Linked DNA regions of Homo sapiens: region 1 is linked to region 2. The links are chromatin loops, found by intact Hi-C in ENCODE. Cell type or tissue: CD14-positive monocyte. All regions are shown on one strand. Each heading gives the region's core, and the rest is flanking DNA. Links, peaks and the distances in the headings are about the cores only. Region 1 overlaps LINC01588 (long intergenic non-protein coding RNA 1588). Region 2 overlaps LINC01599 (long intergenic non-protein coding RNA 1599).

The links. A loop is a pair of places that touch in the nucleus more often than their neighbours do. Peaks named below come from ENCODE experiments on the same cell type or tissue, not always from the same donor. Only the 100,000 strongest peaks of a DNase experiment are listed, where the experiment ranks them.
Region 1: it touches region 2 in a loop (1.9-fold over the local background); 16 of 110 quality-filtered maps call a loop at or near these places.

The regions. Positions count from the first base shown.
Region 1 is chr14:49,976,619-49,988,318 of GRCh38, reverse strand. It overlaps LINC01588 (long intergenic non-protein coding RNA 1588), which reads left to right. Exons shown (of 4, transcript NR_126498.1): 4 at 6,015-6,650. It overlaps LOC105370485 (a long non-coding RNA gene), which reads right to left. Exons shown (of 4, transcript XR_007064159.1): 2 at 2,968-3,089; 3 at 1-1,490. Among named protein-coding and RNA genes, the nearest start is that of MIR6076, 16 kb to the right of the region's middle. RefSeq lists enhancers at 10,526-10,575, 10,596-10,725. In CD14-positive monocyte, for the core only: no CTCF peak of the experiment used is centred there; a DNase peak (open chromatin) is centred at 5,728; H3K4me3 peaks cover 768 bases; H3K27ac peaks cover 610 bases.
Region 2 is chr14:50,034,031-50,045,730 of GRCh38, reverse strand. LINC01599 (long intergenic non-protein coding RNA 1599) reads left to right here. Exons shown (of 9, transcript NR_131171.1): 5 at 6,262-6,339; 6 at 6,474-6,716. Among named protein-coding and RNA genes, the nearest start is that of LINC01588, 32 kb to the right of the region's middle. RefSeq lists an enhancer at 7,077-7,126 and silencers at 6,986-7,280, 7,717-7,806. In CD14-positive monocyte, for the core only: a CTCF peak has its summit at 7,307; a DNase peak (open chromatin) is centred at 6,870; H3K4me3 peaks cover 999 bases; H3K27ac peaks cover 2,116 bases.

The DNA.
Region 1 (11,700 bases), core at 4,535-7,034, 56 kb after region 2:
ACTTATACAAGGAGCATGGTCCTGTAAAACTAGCTGTTTGATGTTGGGCAAGTCACTTAACTTCTCTGTGTCTCTGTTGTCACATTTGGAAAATGGAGATTATAACAGCATTCACCTCCCAGAACTGATGAGTAAATACTGCCTAGCTGATAGAGCTCCATAAAGGTTAGCTATAGCTACAAGGACAGGTGAGCAGTTTCTTCTACTGCACCTTCTCCCTGGATTTACATTTCACTAAAACACACATTTGCCTCTCCAAACACAGGACCAAGATCATAAGAAAATGAATTGTCTCACTTGAAATTCTTTAATTGGTCTTGGAATTCTTTAATTCCGTCCATAGTTCTTGAGATATCAAAAGATATCTGTGACTGGGTGTGGTGGCTCACGCCTGTAATCCCAGCACTTTGGGAGGCCTAGGCGGGCAGATCACTTGAGGTCAGGAGTTCTGAGACCAGCCTGGCCAACTTGGTGAAACCCCATCTCTACTAAAGATACAAAAATTAACCAGGCATGGTGGCGTACATCTATAATGCCAGCTACTCAGAAGGCTGAGGCAGTAGAATTACTTGAACCTGGGAGATGGAGGTTGCAGTGAGCCGAGATTGTGCCACTGCACTGCAGCCTGGGCAACAGAGCGAGATTCCGTCTCAAAAAAAAAAAAAAAAGATGTGTGTGTGTGTGTGTGTGTGTGTGTGTGTGTGTTTGTAGATTCTTTTAGTCACACAAAGTCTATGCTGATTTGGTTAAATGTTAATCTAATGGTGATGGGCTAAATAGCATTTGTTAACTATTAGCACACTGGCCTCAGGAACATGTGGGTAAAATGTAACTACGTTATCTTCGTTCAAATTCCTTTTCTGTGACCGACTGGTTCAAATTCCTTTTTAGTGACCGACTGTTGTCTCAATGAACCTTTGCCGGGTTTTTGTTTTTTTCTTGGTTAGAGCAGAGAGTAAAATAAGTACAACCAGACTTTCTCATATGGAGATAAATTGATGCCAAATTAGGTCTGCAGAGGCCTCATTTTGGCTTCTCTGGTCACTGTGCAGACACATTTTCATGCACATTGAAGATAGTCCATTAGTTCTTGGCAAGGAGAATTAAGTTTTCAAAGCTGCTGTCTCTAACAAGCCTCCCCTTTCTTATGCACAAAACCTCACTGGAGGTGAGAGGCTCTTCCCCATTTATGGAGGAGAGGGGCAAGCTCCATCTGCAGTTGCCCCACTGTAGCCCTGACGATCATCATTCCCATGAGGCCTCTGGACTCTGATTTGGATCAATCATTGAGCTCCAGCATACAATCCAGATTAAAATCTCTCCTTCGCAGGAGGAAAGCATTTTTAACCTCAAAATTATATAGAGAGGGCTTCAAAAAGTAATTTGCAAACTTCTTTGCCTCTGGAGAGGGTACGTCCATTCTCATCTGAAATTTTCCCTCAGTGCCTTCTGTTTTGCATTGACTGAGCTTCTGAGCTCTCGCGATGCAGCTGAAAAGGAAACAAAGAAGTTTTGCTCCTATCTGTTTCAGTGAAAATGTAAGCCAGAATGTTGTGGGTTGAGTCAGATTCTCAATGGGATCTTTAGATGGGGTTCCTGGGAGGAAAATCCTGTAGATTTATTCTGGAGTACCTAGCCGCTACCAAGCCAGGACTCCTTGACCTAAATGTGCTCTCTGAGCAGAGCCTCCTTCACGTAGAGAAGTGAACATTGTAGTGAATGAAGGGTGTTGAAGTGCTAAGGATCAATATTCACTAGCAACCAGAATTTTGGAACATGGTTACCATGGTAACATTGTCAGCCCCAAATGACTGTCATGAGGTGAAAAAAAATTATCTTAAAATAAATGAAACCAGAAAAAGTATATTTATATACCTCTTACCAAACACCTATCTGTTCACAAAGTAGAACATGTTCTTTAAGCTATAGATACTCAAAGACTGGGGGAAATTCATGACACAGAGTTTTTCTTGAATTAAGAGAATTTTTAATAATTTTCACCCCCAAAATATGGTCTGTAAAAATAACTGATATGAATTTTTTAAAAGTGAAAATAGTTCTAAGGAATTATGGGCTTGTACACTTAGACATTATGCAGCCATGACGTTAAAATTCTGCACGAAACTACCAATCGCTCATTTGAAATTGGTAAAACAATACTTGATTCGGACTAAAAGCTCACATTTTCTTATGTCTAAGTTGTACAGATTATTTCTATAAGGCTCAGTAAATAAGGTGCCATAATATTCATTGTACCATGAGAAAAAGATGTTGGCCACACATTAGATAAAAACCCTTGGGCAGGGTTTTTGCCTTGCTCTCCTGAAACTCCATCCTTTGCTTGTCCCTCCTTACTAACAGAACCACAGTTTTATTTAGAGCAGCAATGTGCCCGAGCAAAAATACTCCATTTCATAACCTCCCTTGCAGTGAGAGGTGGCCATATGCTATAGTCCCAGCCAGTAATACATAGACAAAAATCCCTGAGAAGGATATTGTTGGGAGACATTTCTCCATGCTCACACATTTCTATATATATATAGAAATATATATATGTGTAATTAATTTATATATATATATATATTTGCTGACCAAGTGTTCATGAAAGGTCTCTCTTTTCAAATGTGTTGGTTGCACTCAAAGAAAGGTAACATTTAACAGAAAATATTTCAATACACCAGGTCTGTCACTTGACTATAATAATTGTCTTAAGAAAAGACCACAGCTCAACCTCAAGGAAATAACTTCTCTTCTCATTTTTGTTCTATTGACTACAAAACACTACATAACTTAACAATGAAATTAAAAGGGGCCGGGCACGGTGGCTCACGCCTGTAACCCCAGCACTTTGGGAGGCTGAGGCAGGTGGATCATTTGAGGTCAGGAGTTCGAGACGAGCCGGCCAACATGGTGAAACCCTGTCTCTACTAAATATACAAAATATTAGCCGGGCATAATGGCACACACCTGTAATCCCAGCTACCCGGGAGGCTGAGGCAGGAGAATCGCTTGAACCCAGGAGGTGGAGGTTGCAGTGAGCCAAGATCATGCCACTGCACTCCAGCCTGGGTGACAGAGTGAGATTCTGTCTAAAAATAAAAAAGAAAGAAAAGAAATTAAAAGAACTGACTCATCTTCGGAGGCTGTTTCAATAGGATACCAGAAGTAATGACAATTGTCATCACAGATTAAAAATTTTTGAATGCCTTATACACCATTTTTAGAACATTGGATAAACTGAAATGTGTATCTAGAAGAAAAATTAACTAATACATAAAATGAGAATATAAGAGGTCAGTTTAGATCTTCACATCAAAAATAAGATAGAAAAGAAGATAGTGTGCAAAATAAGATAAATTATAAACATCCTTAGTATATCTTCAGTACATGCTGATTCCTAGTTTTTGTTGAAAAACCTAAACTATGTGAATTAGCTGTAATATGTGTCCTCAGTATGATTTCTGCCTACAAGTCTATCAAAACCACAATGAGATATCATTTCACATCCAATAGGTTGTCTGTTATTTTTTTTTTTAAGAAAAATAACAAGTGTGAGTGAGGATGTAGAAGTATCGGAATACTTGTGCATTGATGGTGGGAATGTGAAATGGTGCAGACGCTATGGAAAACAGTCTGTGGCTTCTCAGAACATAAACATAAAGTTACCATATGATTCAGCAATTCCACTCCTAAGTGTATACTCAAAAGAATTGAAAATAGGGACTCAAACAGATACTTGTACATTGGTGTTCATAGCAGAATTATTCACAATAGCCAAAGATGGAAACAATCTATCCACCAACAGATGAGTGGACACACAAAATGCAGCATGTACATACAATGGGATATGATTCAACCATAAAAAGGAATAAAATTCTGATACATGCTACAACATAAATAAACCTTGAAAAACTTCAGCTGAGTGAAATAAGTGTGGTACTTGGATACTAAATAGGTCTGAAAAAAAAAAAAAAGCCCGGGCGTGATGGCTCACACCTGTAATCCCAACACTTTGGGAGGCCGAGGCAGGCGGATCACGAGGTCCAGGAATCAAGACCATCCTGGCTAACACAGTGAAACCCCGTATCTACTAAAAATGCAAAAAATTAGCCAAGTGTGGTGGCATGTGCCTGTAATCCCAGCTACGCAGGAGGCTGAGGTAGGAGAATTGCTTGAACCTGGGAGGCGGAGGTTGCAGTGAGCCGAGATTGCACCATTGCACTCCAGCCTGGGCGACTGAGTGAGACTCCATCAAAAGAAGGAAAGAAAGAGAGAAAGAGAGGAAAGAAGGAAGGAAGGGAGGGAGGGAGGGAGGAAGGGAAGGAGCGAGCCAGGTACAAAAGGACAAATATTGTGTGATTCAATTTATGTGAGGTATCTAGAGCAGGCAAATTCATAGAGGCAGAAAGTAGAATGGTGGTTACCAGGAGATAAGGCATGAGAGAATAGGGAATTATTGCTTATTGGGTACAGAGTTTCTGTTTGGGATGATGCAAAAATCCTGGAAATAGATAATGGTGACAGTTGGGCAATATTAAGTGAATTGTGAATGTACTTAAGGCCACTGAATTGTACACTTAAAAATGGCTGGTCAGGCACGGTGGCTCATGCCTGTAATCCCAGCACTTTGGGAGGCCGAGGTGGGCAGACCACGGGGACAGGAATTCGAGACCAGCCTAGCCAATATGGTGAAACCCTGTCTCTATTAAAAATACAAAAATTAGCTGGATGTGGTGGCAGGTGCCTGTAGTCCCAGCTGCTCAGGAGGCTGAGGCAGTAGAATATCTTGAACCCAGGAAGCAGGGGTTGCAGTGAGCCAAGGTCGTGCCACTGCACTCCAGCCTGGGCAACAGAGCAAGACTTCGTCTCCAAAAAAAAAAAAAAAAAAAAGTTAAAATGGGCCGGATGCAGTGGCAGTGGCCACACCTATAAACCCAGCACTTTGGGAGGCTGAGGCGGGCAGATCACCTGAGGTTGGGAGTTCAAGACCAGCCTGGCCAACATGGCGAAACCCCATCTCTACTAAAAATACAAAAATTAGCTGGGCGTGGTGGCCATGCCTATAATCCCAGCTACTTGGAAGCCTGAGGCACGAGAATCTCTTGAACCCCGGGAGACAGAGGTTGCAGTGAGCCGAGATCATGCCACTGCACTCCAGCCTGGGCAACAGAGTAAGACTCTGTCTCAAAAAAAAAAAAAAAAAAAAAAAAAAGCTAAAATGGTAACTTATATTACATATGTTTTACAACAATTTTTAAAAATCTATGAAACAAATGAAACCAAAAAAGTGGGTTTTGTTTGTTTGTGTTAGGAAGAAAAAATAGAACAGTTTGTAAATTTTGTTTGTGGGTTTTGTTTTGTCTTTGCTTTCTTTAATCCCAACCTGCCCATGCCGTGTAGCGGGGTGACTAAGACCCCCCCATGAAATTACAGAAGGCTTTCGGGCTGCGGGTTTGGGTGGCTTTGTGCCTCAGGAGATCCTACGTCATTTAGAAAGATTTCTACTTTGGCAATTTTGTTCCAATTCTTCAACTCTCAGGAATGTGTAGCATGGAAGCTTCCCCCCACTGCCCCCCAAGCCTATGTTGGGTCAGAATTTGTTTGTGAAAATATTATTTTAGGATTCCTTCCACTTCTGTCATCTGCTTATTTTCCTTCCTGCATATTTCATAACGTAGCAGAGCGATTTCTGATTCAGCAGTTAAAATAGTCTGTGCATTCGTTATCACTTCCTTGTGACCCACTTTATGCACAATTACTCATTTCGTCATTGAAAGTTTAGATTTCAAAAAAAAAAAATTCTGGGACTAAAGTATGTGTCTACGGAGAAAAGGAGGGGAAGAGATATTGACTGAATATCTATTCTAGCACTCAAAGGAACCCCAAGGGTGGGCACTGTGGATCAACCCTGAGGTTTCCCATCTCACCGCTCTTCTCTCAAATTATATCCTCTTCAGTTGTTCCACACTCTTAACCCCACCTTTACACTCTCCTTACTCTCATTTTCTTCCTAGGAAATACCTCTGTACACTCACCAGACACTGGCTGCTGGTTGTCACGGTGCTAAGAGCTGTGGGAAACATGAAGAGCAATGAGACCAGGTCCCTGCTCTGAGGAGACGTGTGCCAGCGAAGTTTCTCTCCCACGTGAGTGTGCTACAAGAAAATCTGAACCCGAGAATCTGATTCAGTAGGTCTGCACTTTCTCCACTTTGCCAGATAATTCTGATTGAGACCGTCAAGGCTGTGACTAGTGGGGAGGCAGTAGAGTATTTTCTGTGCTAGACTGAGGCAGCCCTGAAGCACTGCGCAAGCACATGGAAAAGAGAAACGAGATTGGGCCGGGCACGGTGGCTCATGCCTGGAATCTTTGGGAGGCCACGGATCACTTGAGGACAGGGGTTTGAGACCAGCTTGGCCAACATGGTGAAACCTTGTCCCTACTAAAAATACAAAAATTAGCAGGGAGTGGTGGTGCACACCTGTAATCCCAGCTACTCTGGAGGCTGAGGCAAAAGAATCGCTTGAACCCGGGAGGTGGAGGTTGCAGTGAGCTGAGATTGGACCACTGCCCTCCAGCCTGGGTGATAGAGTGAGACTCCATCTCTAAATAAATAAATACAAATAAAAGAAAGACAAGATTGGTCTAACAGATGATGGAAGGCTTCATGGAAGGGGAAATTAAGCAGATGGGAGGCCCAGCAGGCACTGTACCTGCTGCTGCTCAGCACTGGATGTGAGGGCAAGACTTTGAGTCACATTCCTCCCCATACCCCAGGGCCTTTAGAGCATATGTAGAGGACAGGAAACTTGGGACAAGGGGGTACACTCACTTCTGAGACGGTCCAGATGGATGATACCTTATCCTGGGGTACCTGCTGCACAGAGTTCCAGTTCCAGACTAACCTGCTAGCAGAGGTCCCTGCTAAGGTCCCTGGAGAAGGTCCTTAACTTCTCCAGTCTCAGGTGAGAGATGATGTTATCTGCTTGGTAGAGTTGGTGTAAGAATTAAATGAGCCAATGTGTGTAAGACCCTTGGTACACAATCAACCTTCAGTACATGATGGCTAAGGTTGTTTTTATTAATCTATATTTCTCCTTAGGATAGATTCCTAGAAGTGGGGCTACTGGAACAAGGAATGTAAGTGTTACTAAATGGTACATACAGAAATTGTGTGCAGTTTTCTTTTAAGTTTATAAAATTGTCTCAATTTGACTGCTAGAGATAAGGAAGTTCATTTATATCTATGACACTAGGTGCTTGGGAGGATATATACAAGGTATTAGCAGTGGTCATCTCTGAATGGAAGGAACAATGGGTGTTCTCTATGTTCTTTTTGCTGAATTGATAGATGGTGGCCACTATCTTCTTCCTCTTCCCTTTCCCCTTCGTCATCCTCCTTCTCTTCTTCCTTCTCCTCCTCTTCCTCTTCCTTGGCCTCCTTCTTATTCTATTCCTCTTCCATCACGCACACCACACACACACGCGTGCACGCACACACACACACACCCCAGCTTGTTTCAGTGCCTGGAATTCTCTTGAAATTAACATTCCCTGCCCCAGGAGACCCCTACTAAAATGCAAATATGTTAGCTAGAAAATGCAACTCCCAGACTCCCATAACACCCTCCTTCCCCAGCTTATTGATCCCATTGGCTGGCTATTAACACCTGGCTCAGAATAAGGACAGAAGGAGGGCCTTGGGCAGGGTTACCATCCCAGAAGGGCAATCCCAGAGTAAGCATGGTGGCCATGGGGACATCATAGGGGTGGTTATCAGAGCTAGAAGGTACATCAAGAAACATCAGATGCTCAAGATAAGGCAACCAAAACAAAGCAGTGAGCAGGTTTCCAGAGGAGTCCTGGGAAGGGAATGGCTGCCCTGCTATCTGAGTTGGCTCATGTTCAAGGGCTGGAGGCAGAGGAATGAACCAATGAAAGCCCAGTTATCAGGTGGAATGGTACATCATGAGAATGCAGATTGCCTCTTTGTACACAGCTGTTCTTTTTGGTATAAATTTTATACCAGAAGGCTACAGTTTATACTAGTAAGTTCCAAAGTGCTGGTAAGTAAATCACCCTGAAAGCAACTGGAAAATCTCAGAGTAGATGCTATGACAGTTTGGAGTAATTCCTTAAAGTGCTTTCTATATGAAAACTTTCCTTTCTTGATTAACTTATTACATAGCTGTATTAACCTTGACTACAGAGTTATTTTTAGGCAAACCAAACCCTCTATCATTCCCATGGATACATTTTCATTCCATAATTGAAATATATTTCAATTCTGGAGAAATGCTTTGAGAGATTGATATTTCTGAAACAACATTGTTGCTTTGGCTTTTCCCAAATTCCCTTAATTCCAAATTAGGGCAGGAAACCTCCCCCTTTTTTTGTCCTAGAGCTCAGAGCAGCCTCTCTCTAATTCAGATTCTAAACTTCACATGAGAATCCAAATTTTAAGAAAAAGAGAGATTTCCAGTTCAAGGAGACAGGGTCTGGGTGGAAGAGAGGATAGAGGATACCCAAGTTGTCAACAAAGACTAACGCTGTCTTGCATTTATTACAACAACAATAACACCAAAAAGGAGGTGAGGACCCATGCAAATGGGCTGGCCAGGCTGCAATCCCCCTCACCTCCACATCCTCCAACTTCACTACCAACCAAAACTGCTCTGAGCAGCCTCTGCATGTTCCTGTTATTGGCAAAAAACCCATCCTGCAAAAAGGAAAGCATTATATCCCTTCTTCAAAAGAGGGGAGAGAAACACCAATAAAGTGCCAGCTACTCAGGGCTGAGAGGTTTCCACAGAGCCCAGTGTTCAGAAGTTCAAGTCTAAGACACTGTGGCAGGGTCACAAGAATGTGCATTACCTAAACCGTGTCTGGAGAACAAGCGGAACAAGGCCATCAGCTCTGAAAGGCCTGGGGCTAGCAGGGGGCTGAGCACCCAGCGGCTGAGGAAGCGGACAGATGCCAAGGCACCCAAGGGGTCTCCAGGCTGCACCTCAGCAGCTCCTATCGTTTCATGCTCCTATGGTGGGTGGTGGGGGATGGTGGGCGGTCTCTCTGCCCCTTTTAGTGTTTCTGGAGAGAAAGGAAAGCAAGCCCACAGGCAGGCAAACCTTGACAGCAAATAGAGAAGAGAATGCACAAGGGCAGGGAGGGAGGAGCCCAGGGAATGCATTGCTCCCCACAGAGGCAGGCCAGAGGGAGTGATGGTGGGTGGTAGTTCTTCTGCTTACCAAAGTTGGAGCTCCAGAGAGGATGGCAAAGGGGTGTCTGAAGAGCTGGAATGGCTGTAGGCTCCCCTTGCTCAGGCCAAGGGGGTGCTGTGCCCCAGACTTCCCTGAATCTTCATTTCTGGCCCCCTACTTGCTCTCTCTTGGAGCACCTCACCCACTTCTAGAAATTCAATTTGCATCAGTGCTGGGGTCTCCAAGATCTCTTCCCTGGAGTTCAGACCCATGCATCCACCCTCCGTCCAGGCATCTCTACCAGCATGTCCCACAGATACCTCCAAACCAACCTGTCCTAAATGACCTCTTCATGTCTGCACCAAAATACACCCTCCACTTGGGTGTATTCTCTTACCTTAGTCAATTGGAGGTAGGGGACTCATCCGTCCAGTCAACCACAAACCTTGCCCACACCACCCCACATTTTATTCATCACTAAGTCCACCAATTTGACTTTCTAAGCCACCCCAACCACCTCTGGGGAGATCAGGCCACTGTCCCCTCTCACTGCATTGGTGTGGCAGCCCCCTCACTGCCTCCCTTGACTCTATCTTGTCCTCCTCAAGTCCAGCCAGGTTGATTTTTCTAACAAGTAGGTCTGAGTCCTGTTTCAAGCTTCTTTCTATATCCCCACTCCCATACAATCTGTTCAAGACCTAAACTTGGCATTGGGGCTCACAGATCTATTCAGAAGTGTAGCCTTTTAAAAAGTTACATTATGAACTACTTAAAACTCACAAAAAGGCATACAGAATATAACAACACACATGTACCCATTCCCTAACTTTATAAATAAAGCCTTAGCAAGACAGTTGAAGCTCCCTGTGGACTCCCCCACCCCCTCCTCTCCCATAGAGGTAACTGCAGTCCTGAATTTGTCATTACTCCTATTCTTTCTTTGTAATTGTATGTAACATGGCTTCTTTATTTCATTATAATGTATCTATTCTTCCTTATGAGCCTCTCTTGCTGCATAAATTTTCCTGCAGTCCACGAAATGCTATGAAGAGAGTAAAAGCAGCCATCACTTCAGGTGCATTCCCAGTCTCTCAAGGCATTGCATCTTCCTCTTGCTGTGCTCCAAGATGTTGGCAGGGTAATTCCTTCATTAGGATGGGTATTGTCTTTTGTCACCTTATGGGAGACAAAAGGCAGCACCGGAGTCCGCCAGTGCACTGGAGTCCGCCATGAGGCACTGGAGTCCTTACTATGTTCTCTAGATCCTCACTAATCTCTGCTGCAGGGTGGCTGGGAACTTCTTGTCTGATCTCTCAGCTTTGCCAGGGTTCAGTGATCTCCCCAGGTAGACTCAGCCATAGCTCAGCTTCCCTTGGCCCTGGCTCTGAAGGGTTTCTGCCAATCTCCCATCCAGCATCTGGCCTGAGAGGTCCGCCCATTCTTTACTATGGGCTTGCCTTCCCTTCACCACTGAGGGCCCCAGGTAGCCTCTCTAACTCTTATCTCAACCATCTCTCATGACATATGGGAGCCTCTGAGTCCAGTCCATGCCATATGAAAACTGGAGGGGGTTCAGCAGAGAAGCCACACCGCAGCCCTACCTCTGCCTAATCACACTACTCTGTTTTACTCTGATGAGTCAGGGCAGCCTGAGAGGACTTCTCCTTTCAGATTCGACATATGAAGCAAGGTAAATGCCCTAGGTCTGGTGTTCATGTCAACCTACCTGAAGCAGAAAAGAGCGTCCTTCATCTGCGCCCTTATAAAATCTGCAGTAGATAGTCTCCAAAGATGGCCACTGTTGATTCATCTCTCCCTATGTGTGCATATTGTTCCTCCTTTAGAGAAATAGAAGCCATTTCCTCTCCCTTGACTCAGGGCAGGCTTTGTGACTTGCTTTGATCAACAGAGTGCAGTGGAAGTGCTGTTCTGATAGCTCTGAGCCCAGACCTTAAATGCACTGGTAACTTCCTCTTCCTTTTAATTGGAGCCATCTACCATGTAAGAAGTCCAACTACCCTGAGATCACCATGCTATGAAGAAGCCCAAGCTATTCATATGTAGAGGCTATATGAAAAGAGACAGAGAGAGAGAGATGCCAGCCAGCCAGCTATTTCAGTTATCCCAGCTGGAGGCATCAAACATGGGAATGAAGAAGTTTTCTTGGGTATTCCAACCCCAACAGATACTCCATGAACAGAAGAACCACTCAGCTGAGTTCAGCTCAGATTACAGAACTATGAGAAATGGTAAAATATAGTTCTAAGCCACTAAGTTTTGGAAGTGGCTTATTATTCAGCAATAATTAAATGAAACAACTCTCCAGCTGTGTTTCTCACCAATGCCTACTTTATAATTTATGCTCCAGCAACTCAGACCAGCTTGTGGCCCTCTGTGTATGCCATGCTGTTTCTCACTTCCATCCTTTATTTCAAGCTATAATCTCTTTTTTTGACCTCTCTTCTTTGCCTGGCTAACTTTTATTCTGCTCTTGTCTTGTTTC
Region 2 (11,700 bases), core at 5,879-8,378:
TTTCTGTGGTGATGGCAGATCTGGCAGTGGGGAGAGGCACTGGAAGATTCCACTTGGGAACTGTTAGAGCCACACAGGGGCAGGTGGTTTCCTTGGAAACATCTAGTTTTGATGGAGGCAAACAGATTTCAGTCAAGAGTCTGCAGCCATAGAATGGAGAGACTGTTCACAACTGAACAGGGGTCTCAAGGGTGAGAGAGGGCAACCCAGGGAAACGGGTTATCAGGAAAGGCCTCAGTAGAAGACAAGTGAGGTGTGGGTGTGGCACCTCACTTGGGCTGAGAGTCGGGCAGAGTGCAGATTCAGTTTCACTGGGGGCAGAAGTGAAGGATGATTCGGATGAGATCACTGGGAAAGTTAACTGGCCTCAAGATTTTAGCTGACCTGGAGAGATAAAAATTTGGTTTTCCTGCCAACACATCCAGAAGGGGGAGAGTGTTTTCTGTTGGCAGTAGAATCAGCAATTGGAGACCTTTGCTCAGGACTCCAAATGAAACTCTGGTGACAGGATGCAGGGCAGGGTGTGGGTAGGCCCAAGTCGGTAAACACCCCGCTGGCCTCGGGACTGTGACTCCGAGCAGAGGGGAGGAACAGGAAGCTGAGCCATGTGGTGGACGAGAACCAGGCTTGCCTGTGCTGCTGTACCCTGCAAAGCTTTGAAATTCTTAATCATTTACTATTTAATTTAGGGTTTAAAAATTAATTTTATTAATTTTGAATAATTTGACATTGTAAATAATTTTTGAACAAGGGGCCCTGCATTTTCATTTTTCAGTGGGTCCTACAATGTATGTAGCTGATCTTACTGCTACACTACTGTGTGCATGGGAAGGTTTCGAGAAACCCATAAAACACAGTGCCCGTAGAGACAAAGACACACAGGAACCATTTTAACAAAGGCAGGTAGTCTGTGCTGGTTGAAACCCATAAGGAAACAGGGGAAAGTTCATTCATTCACTTATTCACTGAAAACTTTGTTAAGAGGGAGGAAGGGAGGTCCTGCTAGTGCCAGGAGCAGGGAGGGAGAAATAAATGACTGTCATGGTCCTCAAGAAGCTCCTACTCTGTGGAATAAGAGAAATGTACACAGGAACAATGCAGCAGAGTAAGAGCTGGGATGAAAATAAACACCTTCCTTCCATTTCTTCATGTTAGGGGTACATGGTTTGTCGAAAAGACATCAAGTTAAATTAAGGTAGTTCTGTCCTACTACACAGAAAACTTACACATGGTTTCTTTGAATATATGGTTTCCTCACAGAACACCAAAGAACCTTCCTCAACAGGAAACCTCAGTGGCTTGTTCCCTCTGTGTGAGGATGTGTTGAAAAGAACAAGGAGTCGATTTGGCAGGAAAAAAAAATGCATTTACTACTGAATGTTGGCATGATCCTGTGGTTGGAAGGTCAAAACAGAAACTGGCAGTGCTACTTTTTATTAAAAGTCCACTTGGGGACATCACATGAGACTCTTTGATCTTATAGGTCAGGACACTGAGGCTTTAGGACTCCTGAGGTTATTTGGTAGTGAGGCTGCTGGGTTTCTGAATAAAGACCTATGATTAGAGTATGATTTCCTGCCCTGCTTTCTGCGCTGTAGGCGTAGTCTGCCTCACTCAGCCAATCTCAAGGGAGGGAGGACCTGTGGCTGCAGTTTCCCAAATTATCCAAATTAGGACTCAAAAGAAGAGAGTTCTGAGGCCCAGCAACTCTGAGAAAATCCTGAAAAACATTGTGATAAAAAGGTACATCTTTCCTTAAAGCCAGAGCACTATGTCAGAACTGAGCCCTGAAGCTAAGTGAATGAAGGGCTTGAGAGTTGCTCTCAGTGGTGAAGATAAAATAGGTATTTAACCTTACTAATGGTGGCATTTTAGCCCAGAAGAGTGGAAGGGACCTGTGGTTCCTTTGCACTCATTACACTTAACACTTTGAGAGCGAGTAAGGCCAGCCCTAAAGTTCAAAGGAGACCCATCCATTTCCAACAGGCTACTTAAAAAAAAAATTCTTTTTGAGACGGAGTCTCGCTCTGTTGCCCAGGCTGGAGTGCAGTGGCGTGATCTCGGCTCACTGCAACCTCTGCCTCCCGGGTTCAAGCGATTCTTCTGCCTCGGCCTCCCAAGTAGCTAGGACTACAGGCGTGCGCCACCACTCCCAGCTAATTTTTTTTTTTTGTATTTTTAGTAGAGATGGGGTTTCACCATATTGGCCAGGCTGGTCTTGAACTCCTTACCTTGTGATCTGCCTGCCTTGGCCTCCCAAGGTGCTGGGATTACAGGCGTGAGCCACCACACCCAGCCAAAAAAATTTTTTTAACTGAGAAAAATATATGCTCATTGTAAAAAAAGCATAAAACTGCAAGAAAGAGATAATTTTTAAAAGCCACCTGTAGTCCAGAAATAATCACTGTTTTTTGGTATATTTCCAAACTTTCTTCTTTGCATGCATATACATATATAAATAGTTATGGGCTCACACCGTCCATGTTGCTTTGTTACTCTATTTCATGTAATACTAAATCATGAAAATTTTTCATGTCAATAAATACATTTAAACGATATTAAGTGCCTAAATATTCCTTTGTAGAGTTGTATTATTATTTATTTAATGAGTTGCCTATTATTGGAGATTAATGTTGTTTATAATTTTTTAAAAAAATTTTATTAGAGATGGAGTCTTGCTATGTTGACCAGGCTGGTCTCAAACTCCTGGCCTCAAGCAATCCTCTCATCTCTGCCTCCCAAAGTGCTGGGATTACAGGTGTGAGCCACCACGCCCAGTCTGTTTATAATTTTTGGTGATTATTCTTTTTTTTTTTTTGAGACGGAGTCTCGCTCTGTCACCCAGGCTGGAGTGCAGTGGCCCGATCTCGGCTCACTTCAAGCTCCGCCTCCCAGGTTCACACCATTCTCCTGCCTCAGCCTCCTGAGTAGCTGGGACTACAGGCGCCTGCCACCACACCCGGCTACTTTTTTGTATTTTTAGTAGAGACGGGGTTTCACCGTGTTAGCCAGGATGGTCTCGATCTCCTGACCTCGTGATCTGCCTGCCTCGGCCTCCCAAAGTGCTGGGATTACAGGCATGAGCCACCGAGCCTAGCCTAGGTGATTTTCTTAATTATTTCCTTAGGATATGTTCCAAAGAATTTAATTGCTAGGTCAAAGCTTATGACCTTTTAAAGGATTGTGATAGTGTGTCAGTCAGGATAGGCTAAATATTGTAACAGACATAGCCAACATCTCAGTGGCTTAACACAATAAAGATGTATTTCTCTTTTATGTCACAGTTCAACACAAGTCATTGGTTGGGAGTAGAGGGCACTCTGCATGGTCGTCTGGAACCAGGGTTTGCCTACATGATGGGTCTCCATTTGCCACCGGCCTTGGACGTCTCCACTGGATGCTCTGATTTCACCTGATAAGTAAAGGGAGAGAGACAGAGCATGGAGAATTACACAGGTAGTTTTAGGGTCAGGCCTGGCAGTGACTCACATCGCTTCCTCTGCCCACCTTCCAATTGTCCAGAACTCAGTCACATGACTGCTCCTAACTGCAAGGGAGGCTGGAAAGTGTAGTCTTCCTGAGTGTCCAGGAGGAAAACAAGAGTGTAATGGACCCAGAATAAGCATAGTCTCTGCCTCAAACATTACCAAGTGGCCAATCAGCAATGTTTTTCCAGTTATTTATTTATTTTATTTATTTTGAGACAGAGTCTAATTCTGTTGCCCAGGCTGGAGTGCAGTGGTGTGACCTCAGTTCACTGCAACCTCTGCCTCCCAGGTTCAAGCGATTCTCTAGCCTAAGCCTCCCGAGTAGCTGGGATTGCAGGTGCACTCCACCACACCCAGCTAATTTTTGTATTTTTAGTAGAGATGGGGTTTCGCCACGTTAGGCAAGCTGGTCTTGAACTCCTGGCCTCAACTGATTCCCCACCTCAGTTTTTCCAGTTTATATTCTCAACAGCAGGGTATGCGGATTCCTATTTTCCTATTCCCTCAATAATTAAGGGGATGATGCTCTTTCTGTTGTTTTTTATAGATCTGCATGGAACAATGCTGCTTCTCTGCATGACTAGAGTTTGTTTTCTCTTTGAAGATAATCTCACTAGGATCAAGACCATACCTGCTGGAGAGTCAGGACTCTGGATTTCTGATTGTTTTCAGGACAGCTACCCTCATCCTAGGCTGATCTGAGTTTCTGGGTCTTTCTCTGCCTGTTCTTTCCTCTCCCCTTCCCTTCCCTGCTGCAGAAAGTGTTTTATGTGGGTGTCAGCAACATCAGGACCTTTCAAGCCCCTTGCCCCAGTATCATCCCTGAATGCAAAACTCACTCAGAGGCCTGGGGAAGAGATTCGAACTCTGCTTTTCCTCTGCCACCTCAGGTGTGTTCCAGCTTACAAGACACTTTCACAGAAAAAAAGTTCAGGGAATGGAATTGGAAGGCAAAAATAGCTGCTCGATGCTGACTTGGCACATTTGACTTTGACCAAATCATCCAGCGCCTCGTCCTTAGTACTCTGGTTTCCACAGAATAATCCTCATGCAGTGAGTAGTGGAAGTCAGGAGGAATAAACTGCCTAGATGTCATGAAGGGAAAACAATGCACAATAGACTTGTGCAGAATCTATTCCTGTCCGTTTCCCTGTGAATCCAGATTGCTGAACACTGGCCGATGTCTGAGCTGTGGTTTCCCCCTGGATTTGAAATTTAGTTACTAGAAGACAATGCTTTTGAATGGCTTCTTGGCCATGACTTTCACAGGGCCTGCTGGCTGTTGCCTGATGATTGTCTGATAGGCCTAGCCCCTTGGCAAAGCAATGTTTCATTTGCAAAACTACGCTTGTCCGGTGCCTCCTGGGAACTGAAAGCCTGGCATCAGCAGAGGAACGCAAATTGGGCAAATCACGGATCTCCCAGGCGTGCGTTGCTTGGGGGCCATGGTACACAGCACTGCTAAAAGTCTAGGACAATCTATGTGTTTTAGGAGCAAACCAGTGCCTTGCACTTCTAAGCTGTATCCTTTGCTCCCTCCCTGAGAGGCAGCCGTGTGCTCTGGGCTTCCTAGGTAAGTGACTCACACCAACTATAAGCCTGGCTTATGACCTAGAAAAGGAAACAGGAAGTGGCTTAGAGACATAAAGAGCACAGCCCAGAAGGGGCTGCTGTGGAATTCTCCTCAGATGAGACGGAGTCCAGTGGGCAGAGGGGCAACTTAGCATCCTCTCTTTCCCCATGTTACCACGATGCTCTTGGCAGGGACCATTTGATGGGGATTCGGATGTCTTCCTGGGGTGGTGAGCAGGGGTGAGGGAGGGGGAACTGCTGCTGGGTCAGTAGCTCCTCTCCAGAGTGAGCCCATCTGTGGAATGCCATGCCCCTTCTCTATCCCATCTTTGCAAGTGGGCTTGGGTTCTTGGGATGAGTTCTTCAGGCCTTATAAATGCAAACTGTGCAGAGGTGCCTCCAACAAGAAAAACCAGTCTCTGGCAGGGCCCCTAAGGGCAGGATTCTGGAGAGGCCGCCCTGTCCTCAGTTTGGCCCTGGGACATTCTGGCCGAAAGTAGGATGGCTGCGGCAGAGGGAGGAGAGGGGCCTCCCTGTTGATGGAGGCCACCATGTAGGGCTTCACTATGCTTCCCTTTCTGGCTCTCCCAGGGAGGAAGGGTGGCTGGCAGCTGGCGGCAGGGCTTGTGAAGGCTTAGCCCTGGGCCTGGTCCTGCTTCTCTTAGAGGTGGCTGGTTGTGCAATGGCATCCTGGCTGCTCCTCTTGGAGCCCTGTGACCACAGTTCCAGGCTCCACCCCCATTTCTCACCGCCGGTGGTGAGAAATGGAATTTTTTTGTTTTGTGTTTTTATGCTGTTCCCGTAACACCCAGCACCAGTCCCCAAGGATGAGTGCTGAAGATCCATAGCCATGGCAGGGCAGGGCCTAGGTACTGAAGGAAGATCCCACTCAGAGTTCAGTTCCACCCACTGCAAAACGCCCTCCGAGGACCCTCACTAGACCAGTTCCTCCAAGTGCGGTCCGCAGGCTGCCATCAGCGGGATCACGGGGTGAGGAAGGGGCTGTTTAAAACACGGGTTCTTGGCCCCATCTGCAGACCCCCAGAATCTAACCCTCTCAGGGAGAGTCCTGGAAATCTGTGTATCTAGAAGCACTTTCTTCCCCAGGCTGGCCAGCTCAGAAATGTCTAAAAACTTTTCTCGATACCAATCCTGGTCTCATTTATTATCCTTCTCATGAAAATGATTTGCTTCCTTTCAGCCTTGTATGACCTCTGAAAATATGACCTGAAGCAGATGGATGCACTCACATAAGAAACATCACCTGTGGCCTTCATCGGTAAGCATGGATTGCTGTTTTCACTCAGGGGCTTTGAAGGAAGACACCTTTGATCATTGGGCTGCCTCTACTTTTCGCTGAGTTGTCACTATTAAATGCCCTTCCCTGGCTTTGCCTTCTCTCTTCTCCACCAGAAAATGGGCCTGCTGCTTGAAGAAGTTGGGCTCTTGGAGTTCTCTAGCACAGGGGCCATGAAAATCAATGACTTCCTTGTTTGCTGACGGAGCAGAGGTAGAATCTCTTGGTGTTTCCACGGAGAAAACACTGACCATGAAGAGCCAAGAAAGATGACATGATGAAGCCATCAGGGGAAGCACCAAACATCCTCAACTCTGCTCACCCATGGTTTTCTCCCGCCCTCCCAGAGCTCCTCCTGCGTGAGTAATGCAGTGTGTGCTGGTGCAGTGTCTCACTGAAAAAAGAAAGAAACCCTGATTTGCAGCATTGGCCAATTTCTGTAGTGTAAATACTCCCACCATAGCAGATTTCAGGTTACCAAGGGTTTCACAACTGGTTCACAAGTCTTGACTGTAATGACCAGCTCATGCAACTCCAGCATCTCATCATCTCCGCCCTGTCCCAGAAAATCCCCACATCACACCCAGGCTGAATATCACTTTCAGCTTCTCAGTCAGAAGGAGAAGTGGTTAACTATGCCAGGATGGTAATGACTAAATATCAGAATGGTGAGTGTGGAGGGTCAGGATGTCTGCCAAATTGGAGATGACTCTTCACTTCTCAATCTTGGTGTCTCATCTGGGGAAGCTGGAGGGAGACATGCACAGCTTCTCATGAACAGTCCTGGAAGCCCTTACCCCAAGGCCTCATGGGGCTCTCTCCAGGGCTTGCTCTTTGTCACTCCTTTAAAAGCCTGTCATTCATTGCCAGAGAACAGAAGACTCCATCCTAAGGCCAAGTTGAAAACGGCAGGCTTGGGAGCTGTCTAGACTCTGGGTCCTGGCTTTTGTCTTGGCTGGTGTCAAAATGGACTCTTTAAAAACTGTCCTCAGGAAGATTCCCCATCCAACTCTGAACAGCCTGGACTGATCTTTTTCTGATTTTTAGGGGTCTTGTGAACAAGAGTCAGGTGGGCGGGCAGCTCTTGTAAAGCTGAACATAACCAAATTTGTCCATAGCCTGTGACAGCAAAGATCACAAAATTCTTCCCTCCCCTTTAGGGCCTGGGAGTGACGCCGAACCAAGGGGAGGATAGTGACCTATTTTATCTCCCAAACATTGGGCAGCCAGTTGCATTTGCAGATTTAAAATCCACCCACACTACTGCAGTTTCTGTTCTCCTGCCCCCCCGAGCATACTTCTGGCTGGAGCTGGTTTTGTAAAGTGGAGTTGGCTGTGGGTGTGGGAGTCCTCCTCGGAGAGCCTGGTCTGACAGCCCCAGTCAACAGCCCTCCCATGGGCATTTGGGCTGCTCCAGTCCCGGCAGGTGCACAGCTCAGGGGAATCTGGTTTTGTCTTGGTCTCAGCCAGGGAAGTCTAGTTAAAGAAAGAAAAGGTTGGCCGGGTGCAGAGGCTCACACCTGTAATCCCAGCACTTTGGGAGGCTGAGATGGGCAGATCACGAGGTCAGGAGTTTGAGACCAGCATGGCCAACATGGTGAAACCCCGTCTCTACTAAAAATACAAAAATTAGCTGGGCGTGGTGGCAGATGCCTGTAATCCCAGCTACTTGGGAGGCTGAGGCAGGAGAATTGCTTGAAACCAGAAGGTGGAGGTTGCAGTGAGCCGAGATCGCGCCACTGCACTCCAGCCTGGGCAACAAGAACAAAACTCTGTCTCAAAAAAAAAAAAAAAAAAAAAAAGGTCTCGGTGGAAATGGCCTTGAATCTGGGGTCTCTCTCATATTCTAATCACTCAATCACTTAACAAATACTTATTGAGGGCCTACTAGGTGCCACACATTGGAAGACAGTGGAGGGTGAAGCAGAGTCTGCCCTCAGGGAGCTTACAGTTTAGATTACAGGCAAGACAGCCCTTACACACATAATTCCAGATGAGTCAATAATGACCAGGGTGCAGAGGCTTTGAAGCAGAAGCATAAGGTGCAATGGGAGCATAAAACAGGGAAGCCTAATGCAGACTGAGGGGCCTGAGGAGGGTTCCTTGAGAAAGTGAGGTTGAAGCTGAGAACCTGAGGAGTGGTTTTCACGCAGTGCAATTGAAGGTTGAAAGGGAAGATCCTCCAATGCACAAAGAATTCATGCTTCAGAAACATTCTCTTCCTGAGGATACATTTGGGAATTTAGGTAGAAATTAACTGTCTTGCCTTCATATACAGTGTAGTGGAGACCACTGTAGGTCTCCAACTTTTTGTCTTTTCTTAATAACAAGTCCCCAGTTTTTGCTAGGTACATAGCTACCCAGAGAAAAGATTATGTGGCCACCTTACTATGTTCTGGCCAATGAGATGTCAGCAGAGGTAATATGCGGGGCCTCTGAGAAGGCCCTTTCCTGCTACCTGGTACCTGGCTGGAGGCTGAAAAGCCATTAGGGACGAGACATGCTAAGGTTGGAGGGTCAGCGTATTACATGGAGCCTCCTTCCCTGATGGCCTTGGGCTGCCATACCAGCCCTGGATTGCCTAATTCCCGACTTCTTTTGTAAAAGGGAGAAATAAGGGTCAATTTTTAAAAAAGCATCTATTACTTTGACATTTTCTGTCACACACAGCCAAATATAATCCTAACTACTATACACAGCTTCTTTTCAGCTTAATGAAAAGATCATTGTTCTGCACTACACATAAATTACCTATTTTATAGAAAAGTCTGTGATTACAATAGCTATTTTCCCAGCCTCCTTCATCACCTCCTTGATCCCCTTATCCTCCCCTCGGCCCTGCACCTCCTCTCTTTCCTGACTCCCACACCAGAGCTAGGCCTGCCCTGGGCACTTTTGCCTCCAGGAATGAATGAGGCTCACAGCCCGAAGGTGCTCCAAGTCTTGGCTACCTTCCCTCAGTGGCTGCCCTGGCAAAGGTCCTGCCGCAGGGAATCACACAAAGTCCAGCAAAGCAACTGGTCTTTCCTGTCCATTCTCACCCTTCCCAAGAAAGTGTGAAGAGTTACAATACTCAGGCAGAGCTGGAAAAATCATACCCTTTTAGAGAATCCACAAGAATTATTGGAGGTGCTTTCACTGACCTGCCCTGCCTTGGGTTTTTCAAGCTACGCAGATGGGTTTTTCAAGCTACGCAGAATTTAATGGATCTGTTTCCCCAGCCTCTGGCTAACCAAATCCAAAACATCAAGAGTCAAGGGGAGAAGGTCAGCATGTTTAGTTACAAACCTTTGGGGCTGTCTGGGGTGATTGCAGGCCTCAGCATGCTGGCTTTGGGTGCGGTGAGGCTGGGGATGCATAGAATTCTGTCCCCTCTGCCCCTGCCTCAAAAAAAAAGTTGAAGGCTTAAACCCCAGTACCTCAGACTATGGCCTTATTTGGAGATAGTCTTTACAGAGGTAATCAAGTTAAAATGTGGTCATTAAGGTCAGCCCTAATCTAATATAACTCCTGTCCTTATGAAAAGGGGAAATTTGGCCGGGTGCGGTGGCGGCTCATGTCTGTAATCCCAGGACTTTGGGAGGCCAAGGGGGCGGATCACAAGGTCAGGAGTTTGAGACCAGCCTGTCCAATATGGTGAAACCCCATTTCTACTAAAAATACAAAAATTAGCCAGGTGTAGGGGCACGCGTCTGTAGTCCCAGCTACTTGGGAGGCTGAGGCAGAAGAACCCGGGAGGCAGAGGTTGCAGTGAGCCGAGATTGAGCCACTGCATTCCAGCCTGGGTGACAGAGTGAGACTCCTTCTCAAAAAAAAAAAAAAAAAAAAAAAGAAAAAAAGAAAAAAAAGAAAAGGTGGGGACAGACACACCCACAGTGAGAACAGCATGTGAGATACAGGCAGAGGTCAGGGTGGTGCTTCAACAAGCCAAGGAATACCAGAGATTGCCAGCAAACCACCAGAAGCATGGGAAAGGCATCCAACAGATTCTCCCTCTCAGCCCTCAGGGGAGCCAGCCCTGCCAACACCTTGATCTTGCACCTCTAGCTTCTAGAACTCTGAGAAGACAAATTTCTGTTGGTTATGTCACCTAGTTTGTGATAACTTGTCGGGGTAGCCCTAGCAAACTCAGGCAAGATCCTTCAAGTACCAAAGAACAGAGGAGTTTGGTGACAGCCACTGGAGTCAAGCGATTTCCCTGTAGCCTCACATCGGGACATGAAGATGTGGGGAGCAGCTAGCCTCCCCTATATTTCTGTAGCTGATGGAAAGTGAAAAAAAAAACCACCAACATCCTCGTGGCCTTGAAACGCTGCATCCCTTCAAGCATCGGATGGTTCCCTTTCAGAAAGGCTGTTATTTGCACCAGTAGCAACTATATAAGTAGTGCTTGCTAATTTGCCAGAAACTATTTGAAGTGCTTTAATATTCTAATTCCTTTTGTTGTTGTGACAGATGAGGAAACTGAGGCACAGAGAGGCTAAGCAACTTAAGGTTAGCAGCTAATACATAGAGAAGGTGAGATTTGGGGGTTTTTGTTTGTTTATTTGTGTAGAGCTGGGGTCTCGCTATGTTGCCCAGGCTGATCTTGAACTCCTGGCCTCAAGCAATCTTCCCACTTCAGCCTCCCAAAGTGCTGAAATTGCAGGAGTGAGCCACTGCACCCAGCTGAAAAGGTGGGGTTTGAACCCAAACAGACTCCCTCCAGAGTCCATACATTTAACCACGACATCTTTAAGTGCATGAACTGGAGTCCATGCGATCCTGTGTTGGACACAGTAGTTCCTGATTGAGATTGCTGTGCTGAGTGAAAGCCATTCCCAAGCCATGTTGTTTGCCACAGTGTGTGTGTGTGTGTGTGTGTGTGTGTGTGTGTGTGTGTTTTAACCTCTTTTGTCTATCACTGGTGGCTGGTGGCTGCCCCAGTCAGGGCTACCTTGAAACAGCAGAAACCCCAAAGCAGCAGGTTCCCCTCTCTTCTCATGCTCATTTTCTGGAACTCTTACCTGGCCTGGCTGGGCCAGAAGTCTCCCTTGGATATTCCTCTCAGTAGAGGAGTTCAAGGAGTCCTCTCTCCACCTGGAGGCAACCAGGGTATCCTGACAGAGACCAAATCTTTCAGAAAGGCCTTTTCTGCTCACTTCCTGGGGGTCATGTTAAACAAGACTACTTCCCAGAAAGCACAACTGACGCTGACTGGCAAGGACTGTCTGAATATCTATCATCTATCTATCTATCTATCTATCTATCTATCTATCTATCTATCATCTATCATCTACCTATCTATCTATCATCTATCCATCCATCCATTTAATCTTTTTTTTTTCCTTTTCCTGGCAGAAA